Regions from separate parts of the Homo sapiens genome. Here region 1 is linked to region 2. The links are chromatin loops, found by intact Hi-C in ENCODE. Cell type or tissue: B cell. All regions are shown on one strand.

What was found. Hi-C counts contacts between places; a loop is a spot of excess contacts. Peaks named below come from ENCODE experiments on the same cell type or tissue, not always from the same donor. Only the 100,000 strongest peaks of a DNase experiment are listed, where the experiment ranks them.
Region 1: a loop joins it to region 2, with 7 times the contacts of the local background. A loop is called at or near these places in 2 of 110 quality-filtered maps.

Annotation. Positions count from the first base shown.
Region 1 is chr3:42,426,252-42,428,751 of GRCh38, reverse strand. No RefSeq gene overlaps it. Among named protein-coding and RNA genes, the nearest start is that of LYZL4, 17 kb to the right of the region's middle. In B cell, no CTCF peak of the experiment used is centred here; no DNase peak of the experiment used is centred here; H3K27me3 peaks cover 713 bases.
Region 2 is chr3:42,538,707-42,541,206 of GRCh38, reverse strand. No RefSeq gene overlaps it. Among named protein-coding and RNA genes, the nearest start is that of VIPR1-AS1, 7.4 kb to the right of the region's middle. RefSeq lists enhancers at 283-782, 783-1,284. In B cell, CTCF peaks have their summits at 947 and 1,153 (motif pointing right); a DNase peak (open chromatin) is centred at 1,136.

The DNA of each region.
Region 1 (2,500 bases), 110 kb after region 2:
TTTGCTGCCCAAGCTAGAAGTCCTCTCCCTTCCCCAAGCTAGGATCAGGGGAAGCCAGGGCTGGCGCCAGCTGAGTGCCACAGAGTGTATAGTGCAGGGCTGCTCAGTGAGGGCTGTGAATAAGACCTTAAATTCCATCCCATGTGTTCAGCAAGTATCCACTCACGTATTCAACATGCAATCCTTGTGTGCCTGCTGGGGGCCACAAAGAAGGCTGAGCCACAGTCTGGGCCCCTAAAAGCTCACAATTAATTGCAATACTTCCAGGGTGATGCAGGAGCCGTGGATCCCAGCAGAGGGGGAGGTGATTGCTAATGTTTTCACAAGAAGAGAGGAGGAGTAGAGAAGTGAACCCTTCCCCTGCTCCTCACCTTCCTCAATCTGAAGACAGGAAGAAGCTATGTGGCTACAGCACTCTCCATTCTCCAGTTGATCTTGGTGGTTTGGAGCTCAGTGGGAGCTGGAGAACAGGGTCAGGAAGACCAAGCCTTTCTGTAGGGAGGAGTGGTAGAAGGGAATGGAGCAGGGTTCCATCCAGGGGGTACTATGGGCAGGACTGATGGGCAGATGGCAGGGAAAGGACATTCCCTCTATTGCCCCTACTCCCCACAGGCCGGCGGGCAGAAGGGCACTACAACGAAAAGTTGCCACTGTGTATCCTAGACCCCATGTATATACTTTGCTCCACAGTTTGGGGGGAATTGATCATTCAGTGAATTCATTTTCTGGGGCCTGATTTGGATCTGTGCCTTGTAGACTCTGAGCAATAGATAATTGATCATTTCTCTTCTTCTCTCTCTCCCCATATGTATTGCTACATTTTATGGGCCCCGCCAACAGTTTCTAAGCTCTGGGCTCAGACTAGGCTGGCTGAATCTGGAGGGACTTTGAGACAATACAGGTAACCCTGCCCTACCTCAGCAATACTGAGTCATTAGGGTGACTCTGTGTGTGTGTGTGTGTGTGTGTGTGTGTGTGTGTGTGTGTGTGTGTGCGCGCATGCGCACGCGCACGCACACGCGGTTGCACCCATGCACTGGAATATTTATTTGTAAAAAGCTCCTAAATGATTCTGCAGCCATGGGACTACACCCACAAAGAGCTGGGTTGTTTCATACTTCTGGTAATTTCACCTTTATTTCTTTTAGGGTCTATTCAGCCTGTACTCATGTGCTCATGATTGGATCATGACACCTAAATGGGTTTTGCTATCTGGAAGAAGAGTGGATGCTTATTGAATATCCACTGTGGTCAGCCCTTTGACACTGTGGCAGGATGAATGGAGGCCCCAGAGGGCAGGCCTGAGAAGCTGCCCATGGAAGCTCCATGGGCTCCATGGAAGACTCGGTTTTGCTGAGTGGAGTACACTGGACTGCAGGGGGAGGTCAGGAGGTAGGTGTGTGGGGAGGGGTTGGATGTCCAGTGGGAGCATTTGAATACATTCCACTTTCCAATCCAGCTCCCTATCCTGTTCCCAAATCTTCAATAGAACCTACATTACTCACCAGTGCTTGGGAGTTTTTTCAACTTTTAATTAGGTAATATTTCAAACATATACACAATTTGGAGAAAAAATTATGAACCCACATGTACCCCATATTGACCACATTCAGTGATAGTTCATATCAATGTGCTCCCCCAATGCCCTCCCAGATTATTCTGCAGCAAATCCCAGAAAGTGTATAATTTTATTCATAAAAATTTCATTATGTATCTAAAAAGATAAATATTTATCTTTAAAAACATAATCACAATACCATTACTGCAGTTTATTTATTTATTTGTTTGTTTGTTTGTTTGTTTGTTTATTGAGACGGAGTCTCACTCTGTCGCTCAGGCTGGAGTGCAAGGGCACGATCTCTGCTCACTGCAACCCCCGCCTCCTGGGTTCAAGTGATTCTCCCATCTCAGCCTTCTGAGTAGCTGGGATTAAAGCCATGCGCCACCATGCCCAGCTAATTTTTGTATTTTTAGTAGAGACGGGGTTTCACCATGTTGGCCAGGCTGGCCTTGAACTCCTGACCTCAAGTGATCTGCCTGCCTCAGCTTCCCAAAGTGCTGGGATTACAGTCGTGAGCTACCACGACCCACCAGCCATTACTTCATTTAAATTTAGTAATTCCTTATTATATATAGTCAGCATTCATATTTCTCAGATTACTTCAAATTTATTTTATAGTTGGTTCATTTCTATTAAGATCCAAATAAGACTCATGAATTTTAATCAGTTGATAAATTTCTTTTATTCAGCAGGTTCCCTTTCAATCTCTCTTTTTCTCTCTTTTTTAAAAAATTACATGTTGAAGAAAGTAGGTTGTTCCCCTGTAGAATCCTCCATGGTCTGGATGTTGTTGATTGCATCTTCATGATGAAATAAAGCAAGTTCCTCTGTCCCCTGCAGTTATTTGGAAATTGGTGGTTTGATAGAGGCTTGACCAGATTCTGGTTCAATGCTTTTCGGCAAGATCGCTTCGTGGGCGTGCTTCCATCAGGAGGCATA
Region 2 (2,500 bases):
CCCTGGGAGAGATAAGAGCAGTTCCTGTTCCCACATTGGGAGAGGCTGGGTCATTGTTCATTAAAATAGGCCCTGGGTGAGTGGTGAGAATGGAGGGGCTGATTCTGACTCTTCACCCCACTCCTGCCAGCACAGCAGATGGGGTTGCCTGGGGATATACACTCCCCACACACCCCTCCCCAAGGGGGCTGCCCTCTGTCCCCACCTGCCACCTGAGCTCTGTCACTTTGGGTCCTGATTCCAATTGCCTTAGAGCTTCTCCTCAGATGTCCTGCAGACATTACATTCAGCATGTCCTAAACCAGGTCATCATTTCCCCAGCCCTCCTCCTCCCCACCTGGATGGGGGACTGGCAGCTTTTCCCAGCCTGCCCCTTGGGCCCTTCTCAGTAGCCAGAGTGGCCCGCCCCAAACCCACCATCATCCCCTCGGCCTCACTTAGGAAGCCTCCACTGTGCTCCTGCTGCAAAGGACCCCTGATGCCCGCCCTCTAGGATTCAGTTATCCCTGGCACCCATCATGTTCTCTTGGGACCCAGAGACCCCTACCTAGCCCTCAGAGACCACTTCGATGTTCCCTCACCTGAGACACCGTCCCCTATCCATACTGCTGGCAAACTGGCCACCCTCCTTGGGCAGCCCATGCCCTGGAGTGGCAGGAATCGCCCAGATGGTGACCTCTGCCATGGAGGGGATGGTGGCTCTCTGCACAGGGATGGTGGGGTGCTCCTTGTCCTTGTCTTCCCAGGAGGTACCCACATGAGTCAACTGGGCTTTGCCCTCAGGGACTGGGCTTAGGGCTCAGTCAGTGGCTAGGGTCCAGCCTGTGGCCAGTCAGAGGCTGGGCTCTATCGGGGGTTACAGCTGGGTCTGAGGCAGGGTTTGTGTGCAGCAGAGGTCAGTGGCCTGGGTCTAAGGGCCAGGCCCCGGGTCGCCTTAATTTCAGACTAAAGCCTGATAACCAGTCCTGCGGCCTCACTGCCTCACCGCCTCCTCCCTCTTGTATCTCACTCTGCATGGTGCTCAGGAGAGAGGCCCACCCTCTGGATCACTTGGCCTCCTAGGAATGGGCCTCCACCCAGGTGTTTGGGCACTAAGGTCAATCTTAGTGAAGTCCTTGAAGCATCCACCAGGGGGCGATAGAGATGAGTTGGCCTGGCCGGACAGGTACCTGGCAAGGGACCTGGGAGTGGGCGGGGCAGGGGGAGAAGGAGGGGACCAGGAAAAGTCCTGCTTGTGGCCAACCCCATTATTCCACGGCTGTTTCCGGCCTGGGAGACTGTTTCAGCTTCTCGCCATCCTTAAGTGCCCATCACTAAGCTTTGCCCTTCCCAGTAACCTCTCTGAGCAGGGCCCCACCTATGTCCTCCCTTTTGTTGCCCACATCTTGGATCTCTGCTTCATTCACTCTCCACCCTCTTGGCTGACAACTGGTCCCCTACCCAGGCTGTCTGCCTTACCCCAAAGCCATGACACACGAATACGGGGGGATATCAGGGACTGTGGTGGGTGGGGCAGATACAGTGTGGTGTGGGGGCCCCTCCCAGCCTTCACACAGCCCAGGCAGTCTATAGGGTCCTAACCTGGAAGGCAAGGTGCTGCCCTTTCCTCTGCATTTCTGTCCCCCTCTCCCTTCTCCTTTCTTCTACTGGCCTGAGTTAATCTCTCAAGGAGTCCTGCCAGATCTCTGACCTTGTTCTCTGCACAGCCTCCATCCTCTGTGTATGCCTTAGCCCCCAACTTCTTGGGGCTCCTCCCACCAGCTGCTGTCCTTCCCCTGAGCCCAGGGGGGCAGAGTGGGTGGCAGAAGGCTCTGGGCAGCCCCTCGTCATTAATCATCTGTGCCTTAGCCAGGGACTAAGCAAAGTCATCTAGAACACTCCCTATTGTGCAGGTGGATGGAGAGATTCATAATCAGGAGGAGACCTGCCCATGATCTCTGAGAAAGTCTGAAGCAGAATTGGGATTAAATGACAAGGGCTGGGTCTTCTGGACCTTACTGAGAAGTATGGGGTGGACAGGGTCTCTGGAAGCAGTTCAGAGTGGCACCAAGTAGGGAGTGGGAGGAGGGAAACCAGAGAGAGAGAGGGAGAGAGAGAGAGAGAGAGAGTGGCATGCCCCAATTGGATGAGGGGAACATGGACAGACTGTCTGTCCCCTGTCTCTCAACTCCTATGCCTTGGAGTGGCGGGAATGCAAGATGCCCAGGGTCAGTAGACTGGGTGCCGTGGCTTACACCTGTAATTCCAGCACTTTGAGAGGCCGAGGTGGGCGGATCACCTGAGGTCCGGAGTTCAAGACCAGCCTGGCCAACATGGCAAAACCTCATCTCTACTAAAAATACAAAAATGAGCCAGGCGTGGTGGTGCATGCCTGTAGTCCCAGCTACTCAGGAGGCTGAGGCAGGAGAACTGCTTGAACCTGAGAGGTGGAGGTCGCAGTGAGCCAAGATCACACCACTTGCACTCCAGCCTGGGCGACAGAGCGAGACTCCATCTCAAA